Regions from separate parts of the Mus musculus genome. Here region 2 is linked to region 1. The links are chromatin loops, found by intact Hi-C in ENCODE. Cell type or tissue: heart. All regions are shown on one strand. Links, peaks and the distances in the headings refer to the core of each region. The heading gives the core; the rest is flanking DNA.

What was found. A loop is a pair of places that touch in the nucleus more often than their neighbours do. Peaks named below come from ENCODE experiments on the same cell type or tissue, not always from the same donor. Only the 100,000 strongest peaks of a DNase experiment are listed, where the experiment ranks them.
Region 2: it touches region 1 in a loop (9-fold over the local background); 11 of 42 quality-filtered maps call a loop at or near these places.

Annotation. Positions count from the first base shown.
Region 1 is chr5:122,923,737-122,928,736 of GRCm38, forward strand. All of the region lies in intron 11 of Kdm2b (lysine (K)-specific demethylase 2B), which reads right to left. Among named protein-coding and RNA genes, the nearest start is that of Gm33118, 15 kb to the right of the region's middle. In heart, for the core only: CTCF peaks have their summits at 503 and 1,910 (motif pointing right); DNase peaks (open chromatin) are centred at 455, 1,925 and 3,495; H3K27ac peaks cover 1,583 bases.
Region 2 is chr5:123,008,961-123,020,451 of GRCm38, forward strand. Orai1 (ORAI calcium release-activated calcium modulator 1) reads left to right here and starts at 6,114. Exons shown (of 2, transcript NM_175423.3): 1 at 6,114-6,606. The coding sequence starts at 6,298. It overlaps Gm2479 (a long non-coding RNA gene), which reads right to left and starts at 6,067. Exons shown (of 3, transcript XR_387710.4): 1 at 5,767-6,067; 2 at 2,843-3,048. In heart, for the core only: CTCF peaks have their summits at 4,818 (motif pointing left) and 5,892; DNase peaks (open chromatin) are centred at 4,761, 5,121, 5,991 and 6,681; H3K4me3 peaks cover 1,980 bases; H3K27ac peaks cover 2,836 bases.

The DNA of each region.
Region 1 (5,000 bases), core at 1-5,000:
GGGGCGCGCATGCTTGTATGAGGTGACGTCACAGCGTGCTTATGCGGTTCAGAGGACTCTGTAGAGTCAGTTCTCTCTCCCCACCTTCACAACTCAGGCTGTCAGGCCTTTCTTTCCCTCATGAGCCATCTTGAGATGATCCTGGCGTTTATTTTCAAGACATTTTCTCTCATTTGTATTAGCAGACAGGAATCCAATCCACTTCTAACTGACTCTATGGACTATCCTGTTTGCTTGGTCACCGTCTGATTGACTGATTTTCTGATACAGCAAGCCTCAGTCTTCCAGCTCCCCATGGGAGGCAGCCAACAGCACAGAGGTCACCGGGGTGGCCCGGGTTCGAATCTTTGCCCTGGAACACCCAGCATCACTGACCCACAACGGCTAGTTATAAAATATCTTTGTCGACTATGTTATGATTTAAATGAACAAGGTCTCCTGCAAGCTCGTGCACGTCAACACTTTGTCCCCAGTTAGTGGCAGTTTGGAGAGATGACAGAACCCTTCCCTTCTTGGACTCTGAGGCCTACAGGGCAGAGATAGGGCAGTAAGAGTGAGGCTGGAGGCTTCCTGGCCTGAGCTCTCTTCTCAGTCCTGTCTGCTGCCAAGGCACAGCAAGCTGAGCTGGTGGCTTCTGTCACCATGCCTCCCCTGCCGCTATCAATGAGCCTCTGATGCTGCAAGCCAGGACATTTGTCTCTCTGACTGATGTTGCTTCTGACAGATATTTTGACCAAGCATAAGAAGAACGACTGACACACTGTTGTATACCCAATATTGTCTAACCCAATAACTATGTATAACAATGACTAAAGAAAGCTTCCAGCAGGTAAAACTCAAGACATAAAGCTTCGGTCCCCTAAAGGACAGGCTAACAAGATACCTGACCAGAGCTCCCCCAAACCACCAAAAACCATAAAACAAAACAAAACAAAACAAAAAACAAAACTGACAAACCCCTCAAAACAGGGGCAGTCTGAAACACTGGCTAACCAAGAAAAAACAAAAAAACCCTGAGGAGGAAATTAAATGTTGAATCAGGGACAAAATTCTGGGCAACAAAAGGTAAATATTGCAGAAATCTGAAGAAATAACAAAATATTAGTTTTAATAATTGTGCCAAATGTATTATACTAAGATGTTAACATACTTGAGCTGTTTTATTTTTCTGAATTTTCCATAAACCTAAAATTTTTCTTGCTGGGTGAATGGGTAAATGCCTTTAATCCCAGCATTTGGGAGGTAGACAAAATGAGCTCTGGACAAGTTCAAGGTCAGCCTGATCTACAGAATGAGTTTTAGCCAGACTTAGTGAGATCCTCCCTCCACAAATAAATAACCATGCATTAAAAAAAGAAAGAAAGGAGGCCAGGAAGCGGTAGTCCACACCTTTAATCCCAGCACTTGGGAGGCAGAGGCAGAGGCAGGCAGATTTCCGAGTTCAAGGCCAGCCTGGTCTATAGAGTGAGTTCCAGGACAGCCAGGGCTACACAGAGAAACCCTATCTCTAAAGGGTTTCTAGCCCCCCCCCCAAAAAGAAGAAAATCTAAAAAAAAATAAGGTATTAATAAAACTGCTTTCTTATTTAAGGACATGGCTATGTATATCTGGCTGCCCTTGAACTCAGAAATCTACTTGCTTCTGATTATTATTATTATTTCCTTTTTGGTTTTTCAAAACAAAGTTTCTGGCTGTCTTGGAACTCTGTAGACCAGGCTGATCTCAAACTCACAGAGATCCACTTGCCTCTGCCTCTCAAGCGGTGGAATTAAAGACATGCGCCACCACACCCAGCTCCTTTTTATTTTTTAATTAAACACATTAGCTTTAAATTTTTCCCAAGGTGCCCTTGTATCCCAAATCTCCTGTACTAAACAATGCCAAGTTCCCTTCTGTGTACAGCATTTGATGGCCACTAGGGGGCACAATGGCGCCTGTCTTCCTGGGGTGTATTTTCATTTGTAAAGGCGAAATTTAGGGGAGGCTCGTAGCCTAGTGCAAGATTTTTGTCTCAGAAAAAAATGTTCCGGAGGGAATGATGTCACAGGATTCCTTAGGCTCTGCCTGAATTGACACATTCTCAGGGACCGTGGAGCACACAAACAGAATGAAGGCTGTGTGTCCTCGGTGTCCCAGCCCCCTAAGGACCACACCCTGTAAGCCCATGGCTCTCGCCAATCCCAGAGCAAGCTTCCTGCCCTCACCTGGCTCTTGCTGCTGGAAACTGCCCCATGTATGACCTACCAAAGGAACCTTGCCTCCCCCCATCATGCCAACTTCTCTCCAAGAATTTAATTTGTTAACAAGAGCTTTGGCCTCCATTGCTCCCCAGAGTGGGGTGTTAATCACTGGAAGCCCCTAGCCTATGCCATGACTAAAAATACCAGCACTAAGAAGGCAATGCCTGGCATTAGGATTGGAGCTCCAACAGTGGGGTTCATGAGGGGGCTGTAACAAGGCCAGAACTGCTGTTCTGGGGAGCACCAGGTGACAGTTTATTCGGGTCTCAGAACCCCTCCCTCTATTCCTATCTGCACCTGGAAAAACAAACAAAACAACCACTTCATCTGTAGTAGACTGCATTACAGTCCTCCCCATAAAACTGTGTTTAAGTCTTAACTCTAACTTCCAATACACGCAAACGGAAACTTCTAATCTTATGTGGGTAAGAGGTCTCTACACAGTAAGGTGAATCCTAGATCCTGGATTAGGATGCTACCTGGATACCTGATGCAGAGTCCTTCCCCCAGGCTCCTGAGGTTGCATAGGCAGGGGACAAGATTCTGTGATCACACTGGAAGCCAGCCAGCCCCCCTGGGCACTTACTTCCTGCCTTATAGCTCCCCTCTGAGGAGAAGCCTCCTTTGAAGTAGGCAAGAAGGTTTTACAGAGTCAACAGAGCTGGAGGAGGAGACTCTGTGACCCAGCACACGCAACATTCCCAAGATCCTGGGCCAAACTCTAAGCAAGAGAGAGAGAGAGAGAGAGAGAGAGAGAGAGAGAGAGAGAGAGAAACAAATCTAGATTGTACATCTCTCGCTGTCTTGAAAACTGGTAACACCAGAAACGAGGATCTTTAGAAGCAGGTGGGTGCCAGGGTGGAGAATGCTAAGTCCTCAAAAGAAAAAAGGCTCTGCCCGGTCGGGCAATGGTGGCGCATGCCTTTAATCCCAGCACTTGGGCGGCAGAGGCAGGTGGATTTCTGAGTTCAAGGCCAGCCTGGTCTACAGAGTGAGTTCCAAGACAGCCAGGGATACACAGAGAATCCCTGTCTCAAAAAACAGCAACAAAAGGCTCTACCCATTCCTTACAACATGGCTCCTCTAGCTCTCAGACCAGACCGGTAACAAAACTGTCTTCACCCCAAAGTGTCTGAAATAATATCAGCCCTAGCTTACGGAGAACTTCAGGCCCCTGCTGGGCTTTACATGTGTCAGCCGTGACAATGGATCACACCTTCTCCTATTTTTACCATGTCCCCAAGAACGTCAGCTACATAATGGACTGTGCAGGGACTGTGTGACCTGACTCCACAACTGTCCTTAAAGCCAAGCGACATCTGTTTGGACAGTGGACTCCTAATTTAGAACTGACATCCACAGCCCACTCCGAATTTAGGACTTTCTTCTCTCTCATGCTTGGAGTGTGATGCCAGAATACAACAACTGATCTCTAGGCTGCTGAGAAAGAAACACTTGGCCCAGCACGTTAGTTCGTGACGATAATCCTGACACTGGAGAGGCTGAGACAATACTGCCACAGGATTAGGACCAGATCGAGCTCTATATAGCCTGGGCTAGAGAGCGAGACTGTATCCAAAGAGTGAGGGAGTAGAGGTGAAGGGTGGGGGCAGGGGTGGAGGGTGGGGGGTAGGAGTGGGTGGAATAAAGATGGAAAGGGAGGGAAGGAAAGAGGGAGGGAGCTGGGAGGGAAAGAGGTAGGAAGGAAAGGGAGAGAAAGCCTTTTTAAAACAAGAAATGTGTCTTTCAGCCCTACAGCTGTGTAGCCCCTATAATTCCCACTGGCCCCACAATTCGATTGCAGCCCCACAATTCCATGCACACGGATATGATGGTTTTCTATACCATGATAAGGTGAGGCTAGCCAGAAGAGCATGGACTCAGGCCAAGAGGGCGGGGCATAGAGTAGTTAATGATGGTTGGGCTGCACTTTGCCCAATCATGGAAGCACCTTGCTTCATCCACCTACACTCTCGGTCATCCCTGCCCATGTGCTAAAGCCCTCCACAGCCCTGCCACATACCTGGCTATACTCTAGTCCCTTAGAACTGATCCGAGGACTACAGTCATCCTCAAATACTTACACACCCCTCTATCCCCTCTACCCAGAGCCACCACTCTCTCCGAGTTCTAGCTGAGAGCAGGGATGTTTCTAGGAGAGACGCCTTGCTAGCCAATCCCATCTTACAATTATTTACTTCGTCCCATGATTGTTGCTAATCAGTGTGTCCCCAAAATTCATGTGCAGTGAGAGCCCCAGGCTGTGACTATGGGGACAGTTTCAATACATTTAATCAATTTGACCTGAGTTTCCGCTGAATTCATCTGGGCCTGAATTTAATGGCTGGTGTCACTCATGGACAATATGGGTGGATGGGGTGTGGGGAGGGAGAGAAAGAGAGAGAGAGAGAGAGAGAGAGAGAGAGAGAGAGCGCACCATTATGATCTGTCTTAACCATGGCTTCAGGTGGGAGGGATATAACAAGGACTGCAAGCTGCCACAAGAAGAGGGAGGAGCCAAGGGCAGGCACTTCCTAGAGCCTTAGGCATAGGAATGGCTCTGTAAACATCTTCTTGCTTTCAGACTCAGCAGTCTCTTAGTCCCAGAAAACAACTGAACACACGGTGCTCTGAGACTGCAGTCCTAGGAAACTAATGCAGATGGTAACCACTCCCTAAAGAACAGATGAGAGCTGGAGAGAGAGAGGCGGGTAAGATCCCGGGACCAGAGAGGCTGGCCCAAACCAATGTCACTGTTCC
Region 2 (11,491 bases), core at 2,509-7,508, 88 kb after region 1:
TTTGATTTTTCACTCCCTCGATTCAAAGTGTCACTTTAAATATGTGTTTGGCAACATCAACGGTTCTATTTTTCTTTTTAATTGTACAAAGAACGATCCTGGAAATGGCCCAGCTCCAGACTGGAGGAGGCAAGGGAAATTTGGCAACAGCAGTTGAAGGCAGAGACACCAACTTAAAAAAAAAAAAAAAAAAAACTATATGTATCAAATGGATTTGAAATCTCTTTGAGAGAGCTGTGAGACCAAACTTCCTACTACCCTGAACTTGCTTGTGGTCAGCCCTGACTCAGGACTTCTAAAAGGAGTCTGATAGACTCACCAGCTTAGAATGGACACAAGACAGATGGACGGGTGTCCAGATAAAAATATCCCCACACTAATGCTGGACTGGATCTCGATTTCCTTCCGGCCTCAGTTGTCTTTCCCCTTTTTATCCTATGAGCAGCAAACAGAGGATTCTTTTTGTTGGTGCTGCCTACTGGGTGCCAAACTGGTATGTATTCTATCTGTGCACCTAACTACCAAAAGGATATCTTTATACCTGATTTCTATGTATGGCATCTGAGGCTCCAGGTGTCAGTATAATTCCACACCCCACTGCCAGGTCTGGGCCTCTATGCCCTCTGGTCCATGCCATCCTCTTAGCCTACTTTGGTCTGGATCATTGGGATCCATTCTTACGGCTGCTCAGTCAGCAGGCTTTCTGTATAGACAGGACCAATGGGAGGCAGGGATAAATAGTGGGACCTCCTGGTTGGGAAGGGCGGCCGCTGTTTCTGACATACATCCTATTAGACGCCTCTAGTTGTCCTTCCTCCACAGGTCTTTCACTTCCAGACATCACTGTTCCTTTATCCTGGTACCTGTTTTTCCTGTTTGGATTCTCAGAGATGAACTGCCCTTGGTAAATACAGATTAGCCAATTCATTAGATGTGCGATGGGGCTGCCTTCATTCTTTGATCCTCACAGTGCCCGTGAGAGGGAAGATAGTCACCATCTATTGAGCACTGTGCTGATTGCCAGACAAATGTTCTGTCACGAAACACTCGTAACGTAACAACCCTTGCTGCCTGGTGCCACCGGGACTCCCACTTGACAGATGGAGTCCAGACAGCTTGGGATGTCTGCCAACGTAGCCGAGTTACACATCCATGAGACTGGAGTCTAAATCCAGGTGTACCTCGCCCGACAGTCTGTGATTTTCCCTATTTCTGATGAATGAGAATTCAACCTCCTTGATTGGCTGCACTCTTTGAGCCCCTCCAGGGCCCTGAGATTCATCCTTTCAGGCTGCCCTTACGGAAGAGCTGCAACCCAGGGAGTTCAGAGATCCATTTGGTTAAGTATTTAGACTCCCCTTCCTTCCCCTCTCGAGATAAAGTCTAATTATATAGCCCAGGCTAGCCTCAAACTCTTCTCTCCTACCACAGCCTCCCAAGGGCTGGAACTACAGGAGTGCCGAACCACACCCAATGAACAGACTTATTGTCTCAGTTCTGCAGGCCAGCAAAGACAGCCACGTCACTGTGAGGTCACCCAATCTCGCCCATGTGTTGGGAGGGACACCTTCTCTAAAGGTTTTAGGGGAAAATCTGCCGGAAGCTTTTTGCCCCAGCTTCCGATTCCTTCTGTTTACTTCCTGTGTCTTCTCACATCTCCCCTCAGTGTGCGCTCTATGTGTGTGTTTCAGACACTTTGGTTTCACGTACGTGGGTGTTTTGCTTGCACATATGTATGTGTGTACGCAGCCCAGAGTAGCTCGGGACTCCCAGCAGTACCCCTGTTTCGGCCTGTCAAGTGCCAGGATTTAAGAGTCATAAGCCACCAGGCTGGGCTGACATCTCAGTTTTGCTTAGACAAGCTGGTTCAGCGATTCTCAAACTTTACCCAAAGAACTTGCTAAAATCAAAATAGCTTGGATGGCTTTTTTTTTTTTTAAGATTTTATATATTTTTATTTAATGTGTATGAATGTTTTACCTACACATATGTTCACCATGCGCATGCAGTACCTCTGGAGGCCAGAAGGGGGTGTTGGATCCCTGAAACCGCACTTAACAGCCAGTTGTGAGCCAGCATGTGGGTGCTGGGAAACAAACCCCGAAACTCTGCCAGAGCAGCGAGTGCTCTTAACCACGGAGCCAACTCCCTAACACCCCCTCATGGCTTTTCATAACTTTTTAATGGTAATTAAAAAAAAAATATATATATATATATCCTGACTCATCTGATCTAGAATATGAGGATCAAGCAGAGTGATGGTGATGCCCCAGACGCTGGACCAATAAAGTTTAAAAAAAAAAAAAAAATCAAAATCTATCCTACTAAAAATAAATGAATCCTAAATGAGATACTACTGCTTCCTAACAGCCTCCTTTCTTCTCGTCTGTAAAATGGTGATTTAATATTATGAGTCTGTAAGGAGTTTAATATAACACTTAATATACAATGAGATAATACACACTAGAGTTTACATGACTATAGGTGTTAGTACAAGGATGTAGGACAGGGCCTGTCATTGGGAAGTACTACACTGCTGCTAACTTTTCTCTCCTGACAGAATAAGGATGCTGCTATCTCCTATGCGACCTATGGCAGCAGTCTCTGGTCAGCCCTCAGGCTATGGCCATTAGTCCTGATAGATCAAGACCATTGTCTTTTCAGCAGAGTCTCTACACTCTCAAGCACGAACTGTTTGGGAAAGAAAAGTTGTTTTGGGCTATTTTTTTGTTTTGTTTTGTTTTTTATTTTGTTTTTTGTTTTGTTTTTTGGTTTTTTTTTTGTTTTTTTTTTTTTTGTTTTTTTTGTTTTTTGAGAGCAACCCCAGAGGTTGATAGCATACCTTCGGACGACTTGAGGGAGCCACAGGGTTGTTTGAAGCTGACGTGGAATCTGAAGCCTGGAGTCTAACCCTTGTTGGCCACCCGTACCAGTGCCAGTTTCGTTTCTTAGCAAGCGGCTTCTTCTTTCTTACCGGAGCCTCAGAGTTTCCGCCTGCTGAAGTACCTCTATTGATGGCTTTGCTGCTCCTCATGGTCCCAGCTGAATCTAGTAAGAAAGACAAAGGTTACTGTGGGTCCTTCAACCCTCCCAAGTCAGGGGCCGAGCTTAGAGCCTCCCCTCCACTCTAGATCTGGATATCTTTATTTTTATTATTATTATTTTTTTATTTGCTTTGCTTTTTGGTGCAAGGATTGAACCCAGAACTACATGCTGAAGAACTACATGCTGAGCTTTTTGTGTAGTTTTCTCTTCTATACTAATGGGCTGCGGCAAAGTAAGATTGATAAGAAGGGAAGGGGTTACAATGTTGCAATGAGGAAACCATCCCCGTTGCTAAGGCCTCAGGTGTTTTTTTTTTTTGTTGTTGTTTTGTTTTGTTTTGTTTTGTTTTTTTGCCACACCACTGCTAGATCTCTTCATTGCTCTACATCAGTAGACCTCTGTCTTTCAGACTCTTTGTTTTGTTTTGCTTTGTTTTTTGTTTTTTGAGACAGGGTTTCTCTGTGTTCCCCTGGCTGTCCTGGAACTCACTTTGTAGACCAGGCTGGCCTCGAACTCAGAAATCCTCCTGCTTCTGCCTCCCAAGTGCTGGGATTAAAGGCGTGTGCTACCACACCCGGCTGTCTTCCAGACTCTTAACCTCCAGACCTCACGCCCTCTCTCTCTTGGTTTCCATGAACCAAGGATGTCAGTTACTGTATTGACTAAACCTGGTCCTACACAAACTCTAAAGGGTGGGGCTCAGATCAATACATTAATTGGCTAGACAACTTCAGATGCCGACCTAGCATTGCTGCGATAAAGGCCAAGACCGAAGGCAACTTGGGAAGGAAAGGGCTTATTTGGCTTACGTGTTCCCAGGTCACACTCTATCAGGGCAGGAACCGAAGCAGGGATCAGGGAGGAACGATGCTTACTGGCTGCCTCAGCCTGCCCTTCTTATAGAACTCAGGATTTTACCCACCTGTCCAGGGGGCAGCACCACTCACAGTGGGCTGGGCCATCCGTGAATCAATCATTCATCAAGAAAATGACCTCCAGATTTGCATACAGGCCAGTTTGAGGGGTACACATTCTCCATTGAGCTTCCCTCCTCTCCAATGGCTCTAGTTCATGTCAAGCTGACAAACAACAACAACAACAACAACAACAACAAAAACCCAAAAACCTAACACAGATGCTATTACAATCAGAGCTATGCAAGGGAAGATATCAGGGTGACCAGACAAGACCATACGTGGGGCTATGTAGGCAAAAGGAAAGGTCTTTAGGATAGTTGAGCACAGGTGTAAATGATAATCAGGAATAATAAGCACAAAGCCCATGTAGGAAACAAACCTAATGGGGTGAGATTTCAAATTCCAAGGGCTCAATCTTTTCGTTGTCATTTTATGTTCTGGAGACATTTTTGTTTGTTTGTTTGTTTGTTTTGGTTTTGTTTTGTTTTTCGAGACAGGGTTTCTTTGTATAGCCCTGGCTGTCCTGGAACTCACTCTGTAGACCAGGCTGGCCTCGAACTCAGAAATCTACCTGCCTCTGCCTCTGCCTCCCAAGTACTGGGATTAAAGGCATGCGCTACCACTGCCCAGGGAGACAAAGTCTTTTATGTAGCTGGCCTAGAACTCAGAGATCCTCTTGCCCTGCCTCTGTCTCCCAAGCGCTGGGATTAAAGGCTTGTGCCACCATGCCAGCCCCAAGTTCTCAATCTTTGTAAACCTGGGAAGGCAGCAGCTAGGGGAATCTCAGAAACTCCACAGGAGGCCTCTCTTTTGTGCCATGTGGTTGAGTGAAGGGCTGCCCTCTAGCGGTTGTACAAGAGTTTAACTCTCACACTGTTAGACCTGGAGTGCCACACCACATGCTTAGGATTTATTTGACTGGGATCTAAATTTATCATTTGTTCTTGTTTTTCCCACATGTATTCAGTCAACAAGCATTTCTTCAATGTGGAGTATGTGCCAAGAAACATTCTGAAGGCTGGGGGTTAAAGCGGTGAGACTGCTCTTAACGTGTCCTAAAGTTCCTTAGCCCAGTGCCCTCCCTACCTTACCGGTATCTCCTGAGCCCCACCCTGAACCTCCCTATTTTCCTCTTCCCTTAGGTCCTGGCGCCTATCTTGCTGGCCCAGGTCTCAGCTCAGATGAGACTCCCAAGGTGTGAACCTTTTTAGTCTGCCTCCTGCAGAATAGAAAACGCTACGGAGGGGTCTGGGAATGGCAGGCACAGGCTAATGGCAGGCACATGCTAATGGCAGTAGTCCAGAGGCTTGGGCAGATGGCTCTTTGTGAGTTCGAAGCCAGCCTGGTCTATATAACAAGTTTCAAACCAGGCAGAGCTATGTAGTCTCAAAAATAAATAAATACAAACGGGGGCTAGCATTCTAAAATTAAAATAAAAACCCTGTTACTATCCACCTTTTTTTATCTTTTTTTTTTCTGTACACATTTACAGTCTCCTGAACTATAATTGACTCGATGTTTGTGTGTCTTTTCTACAAGAGTGTTGGCTGCAAGGGTGCAGGGAATTTTGTCCCTCTTGTGTTTCGAGGCAAGGGCTCACTCCTCCTTCAAACTCATTGTTTTCCAGTCTCCTCTATGCTGGGACTCCAGGCACGCATAACATCTTCGGGATCGACTTTGTCCGTCTCAATCACAAGCCTACACCCTGCCCTCGGTGCCTGGGACCGTGTTGGCACCCAATAGACGCTCAATAACCGCTCACTGAACTCTAGTAGCCCTCCGCTTGCTCTTTTTTCCAACAGACCTTTTGCCACCTTGTTCCAAGGAGGAAATAGGCCTCAGGAGGCGCCCAGAGGTGACCTCGGATGGCCTAAGTCAAGAGCTCCGGGAGCAAAGCCACAGGAGCAGCTGCAAAGAGAAGCGAGGCCTGACAGCGTGGGGCGCTTCCAGGAAGGCGAGCCAGGGGCTGGGGGCGGAGCCGTCGGAGGCGGTGCGGGGTACGTCACTCGCACGGACACCGCCCACCGCCTTGTGGGCGGGGTGTGTTCGTGGGTGTGGCGTATGCAAATAACCTCGGGTCGCCGGCCAATCGTGGAGCTCGCGGAGGTGCCGGCTTGGGACCGGACGCCGGTCGGCACGCAGGCTCCGGTCGCGGCCGCTTGGAACTTGCGGAGCGGTTCTGCAGCCAGTGCCTCGGCCTTCGGATCCGGTGCGTCCGGCTGCGGGAGACCGGCTCGAGTGGGAGGCCGGCGGAGGTGCGGCGCGGCCCGGCCCGGCCCCGGGGCCGCAGCCTTCTCAGGCGCTCGCCGCCAGCCGCGCCTTCGCAGCGTACTCCATGCATCCGGAGCCTGCCCCGCCCCCGAGTCACAGCAATCCGGAGCTTCCCGTGAGCGGCGGCAGCAGCACTAGCGGCAGCCGCCGGAGCCGCCGCCGCAGCGGGGACGGGGAGCCCTCGGGGGCCCCACCGCTGCCGCCGCCGCCACCCGCCGTCAGCTACCCGGACTGGATCGGCCAGAGTTACTCCGAGGTGATGAGCCTCAACGAGCACTCGATGCAGGCGCTGTCCTGGCGCAAGCTCTACTTAAGCCGCGCCAAGCTCAAAGCTTCCAGCCGGACCTCGGCTCTGCTCTCCGGCTTCGCCATGGTGAGCTCGGGCCTCCCTGCCCTCCTCCCCTCTTCCTGCTTCGGCCGCTCCCGCCCGCAGCCCCGACGGGGCCCACAGTTGGGAGCGGGCTGGGCGTGCCTGGGGTGAGGGGAAGAGCTGGGGAAAGCTGTCCTAGGCGCCGGAGGGGAGCCAGAGGCTGCTGAGCTGTGAGGGCGAGGTGGACGACCAGAGATAGAGATACCCACGCGCAGGTGTTTTTAGACGGGCACCTTGTCGCGGCAAAGAGGTTAGGGTTACAAAGAATGTTGCTTTCATGAAGTTGCTATGTAAGAAGTCTGCCCTGCATGTAATCAGGGGGACAAGAAGGATGCAAAAGGTCCAGCCCACTGAGGACAGGTGTCAGGAGATGAAGATGAGCTACATTGTGGCCGCGCCTTCTCGCACACCTAAGGCCGGAAGGTATTAACAAGACTTTATCAAATATTGGAGGGGATTTCCCAATACGTTCCACCTCCCCATACTCCACTAACTCTTACTCCCTTTTACACTCCCCACCCCACCGCATTTTCCAAGAGCCTCAGCCTAGGGGTTGAGTGCCACTCCCCACCCTCATTTTCTTCTCTAGAAACTTGCCTCTGAGTCACTGGGTGTGGGGGAGGAGGGTGGGACATGTTCCCCTTGAAAGGGCTCTTGCTTGATGAAGAGGTAGGCATATTTTCCTCCCCTCAAGTCCCAAGAAGGTGGTACGAAGCCTCTGCAGGAGGCGCCCCTGGAGGCTGCAGGTTAGGCACCAGACCTTAACTCTAGGAATACCTTCAGGCTTGCCTGTCTTGGAGTTTGCCTGGAGCTGTTATTATCTTTCGATGACATCAACCTACATCAGTGGGGTCTGCCGCCCCCCCCCTTCACCATCACGGCCGCCTCCCCCCCCCCCCCCCCCCCCCCCGTGAATTAGCTAAGCCTTTGGCCTTGAGGAAGGGAGTGGTTGGCACCCTTGGTTTTCTTGGGAAGGGAGTGTTGTCTGGGTCTCTCCCTGTCGCCTGCAAACAAGTGGATCAACACAGTTGTGAGCCCGGATGCTTTAGAAGCCCACAGTGCACTAGGCCAGAGAGGAAAGGCCAGGAGGTGTGATATAAATTACCCTTCCCAGCTCTGCCACTTGCTGCTTGCCTGTATGACCTCAGGCAAATCAATCTCTCTCTCTCTCTCTCTCTCTCTCCCTCTCTCTCTCTCTCTCTCTCTCTCTCCCTCTCTACCTCTCTCCCTCTCCCCAGATCTTGATTTCTTAAATGGCAGATTAAAAAAAAAAACCTTAAAACCGACTTTAAAAAATGATGTTGGAGGAGGAGCCCTTTAAAGAGGTGAAAGTGAGTTGGCTTATAATTATAGTACTCAGGAGGCAGAGGCAGGAGGATTGCCCATGACTTCAAGACCTGTCTGTTCTACACAGCTAGTCTGGTAAACAGGACTTGAACCTGGGTCAGCCAGTGTCTAGGTCTTACTTAAGACATACCACAGTGCTATGGGCAGTTTCCAGCCAGGGCCAGGTAGCTCCAAGCCAAAGGGAATGAGAAACAAAGCCACACAATGTTTCTTTGGAAGTTAAAGAGAAAGTTTTACACTTTAGGGGAGGGGGTATCACGTGTTTATGGCTTGTAAATTGTAACTTCTTAGACCCCAGGAGAGGTGAGGGTCAGATAGGGGGTCCTTTCCTACCCTCTCCTTTTCTCGTTCTCCTCTGCAGAAGGTCAAGCCTCCACTAAAAACATGGAGGAGGTTAGAAGGCTGGGGTAGCTAAAACCGGTGGATGGGCATGGGTGCATCCACACTGTCTGTCCTGGGAATCTTGTTTGCACAGCCTGGGTAGAGTAGGCTCCTCAACTCCAGGATGCCATCCTTTAAATTGTGCAGACTTACGAAGGGTTGAGGTCCAGGACTGCCTCCCTTCTGAGCCACAGTTTCAACTAAGCACTCTGCTATGAAGCTGGACTTCTAAGAACTCTGGATTCATTGTCTGAGGTCTCCTGATGCTCTGCCCCCACTGCCGACACCCAGCCCCTTGAGTGAGCCTCAAGAGAGGAAGGGGGTGCCTGGCCACCCTCATGCCATGGTAACGGAGTGACAAGTTTCCTGGATTACTCTTCTCTTGGCTTGTGAGTCAGCACAGCCAACTTCCTGCCCCCAGAGGGCTTCCTTCCTACAAACCTGGAAAAGTAGAGGAGCTGACCCGACCTTTGCCCCTCCAGTGTTAGCCAGGTTGCCTGGAATGCCAAATTCACCTGCTTATCCCTAAAGTGAGCGTGAGGGAGAGTCTCTCAAAAGGCCTGGTGGAGATCAAGCCAATCCTAACTTCATGATGAAAGGGTGTAGGCCAGGTGCCTGTAACACATTGAGGATAAGCGTCTTTGAGGTTAGTTTTCTCCTGTGTAGAGATGGGCAGATCTTGTTCTCTCCTTGACTTGTATGAGGGTTCCTTACGAGGGCCCATGGGGAGCTGAGGGATTTCAGGACCTGATGCTGTATCTGGTCTGCTGGTGGGACTCTACAGATAGAAAACGAAGGGAACCCGAATCTAGGTTAGATGTGCATTTTACAGTGTCCCTGGAGCCAAGAGTATCCCTTGGGCAGGTGGTAGTATACATCTTTAAACCCAGCAATTCAGGAGGCAGAGGCAGGCAGATCTCTGAGTTCCAGGCCAGCCTGGTCTCCAGAGCAAGTTCTAAGACAGCCAGAGCTACACAGAGAAACACTATCTTAAAAAACAAAAGTTTCCTTCAGAGCCTACCTTTAGGCTGTCTGTCCCTAAGGTTACCACAGCCTGGGCCTGACCCTGTCCCTGTACAGGACAAAGGTGGTCATGCATGGGAGGCAGGCTGTAACATTAGCCTAAGCAGACGATAATTGGGAAGGTCAGTCTGGTGCGGTAAACAAAATGCCTTCCACGACCTGGGATCAATTAGTTTTGGATTATCTTCCTCCTCAAGTTCTGCCCGCCAGCCCCTTTTTTGTTCCAGGTTCCAGAGCAGGTTCAGAAGTTGGCTAAGCTTTCTGGGAAAATGAATTGGAAGGAAGCGCTCCAGTCATGAGACATGATTGGGTGTTTTTGACATACCCAGAGATCAGAGTGCTGGGTGGGAGGTGAGCAAGAAGCTACTATTACCACTCGGTACTAATCCCCGGAAAGGAGGGTTAATGCTGGAGTCGATGGGCCTCTTGTACCAGGCTAGCAACCGTGGAAAATGCTTCAGAGGGGTCCTCCTGTCATCTTCCTTCCAAGCATGGTTGTGAATGACATGCTGCAATTTAAGTCACTGGCTCCGGAAGCCATTATAGCCCTCTGGGTGGTCCATGTTGGAAAGCAAGCCTCAGAGAGTGGCAAGGACATAGAGCCCAGAAGCTCTAGGGTAGCAAAATGGGAATGGGCACATCAGCTACCCAGGTGCCAGTGTCAGCCGGGCTTCTTCAGGCTGTAAAAACTGGGGGAAGTTGCTTAACCTCTTGGGGTTCCTTCCCCAGTAAACAGCAACCAACCTCATTGGCTTGTGGATTTGTTGGGTTGGTATTTGCAAGTTATAATACCTGCCTAGGTATCTAGGGAACTTGTTTACGCTAGTTGCCATGGTGTGGGGGTCTGCTTTCTGAAGGATGGAAGGATTGTGATTCCAATGGAGCCTTGAGGATGGTGGAAGTGAGGTCCTGAGGAGAGCCTACCAAACTGGCAAGAACCTTCACAGTCAGTCGTGGGGTCTCTAGGGAAAGAGAGGGGGTCTGGTGTGACTGGCATCATGCCACACACCAAGTCACTCTGGTGGCTCACACCTCTAATCCCCGGCACTCGGGAGGCAAAGGCAAGCGGCTCTCTGTGAGTCTGAGACCCTGCCCTAAACAAAAGCCCTATGGTAGAGGACATTGAGGACCTCTCTAGGAAGTTGGAACTCTTGGGTGAGCAGCAGGGACCTATCAAAGATTATAGACAGGGGCCTGGTGTGAATAATGTAACAGTGATGATTAAAGCGGGTATTACGTAACTCTTAACTGTGTCCAGCATGAGCCCAGACTCCTTCCTTCCTTTCATTCTTGTTTAAACCTCACCGTAGCTCTTAAAAGTTTGAGAACCACACAGGAAAACCAGGGCTCAGAAAAGCCCTGATCACAGCTAGCTAGTAGGACTGAGTTCTGTTGAGTCTGACTGGAGCCTTTTCTCCCCTCCCTCCTTTTGCCAGTATCCCCGCCCCCACCCCTACCCCGAGCTGGTTGATAACCAGGCCTTTGGAGTCTGCCAGATGCCCAATTCTGCATGCAAGATTTGTACTCTGGGCAGTGCATAAATGGAACTCTCTGCTGAATATCCCAAGGGGAGGTTGATGTCTGCTCCGTCGAGAGAGGCCTTTTGTGAAACTTCACAAGTGCCTGCCTGCAGCACTTTCTGGAATCCTCAGCTGGGAACAGTGAGGGGCCCTTCCCTTGATGGGTCCCTGACTGGAAAGGAAAAGCCCTTTTTAAGTGGGCTTCCCAAGGCAGTGCTCTATTGATCTACACTGGGTAGAGGATAGTCTGAAGGAAAGAGAATATGAAGTTAAAATGTAAATCAGCTGCTTTCTCTCACAGACCCTATGAGGGCCTTTAATGTGCTGCTTTCTTGAAAGGGACATTTCAGACAGAGAGGAGGACCACGGGCAGTGTTGATCTGTTTTGTTTTATAGGTTTTTGTTTGTTTGTTTGTTTGTTGTTTTTGTTTTTCGAGACAGGGTTTTTCTGCATAGCCCTGGCTGTCCTGGAACTCACTCTGTAGACCAGGCTGGCCTTGAACTCAGAAATCCACCTGCCTCTGCCTCTGCCTCTGCCTCCCAAGTGCTTGGGATTAAAGAAATCCACCACTGGCTGGCTAAATTAATTACTTTTAAGTTATCATATAAAGTGATGG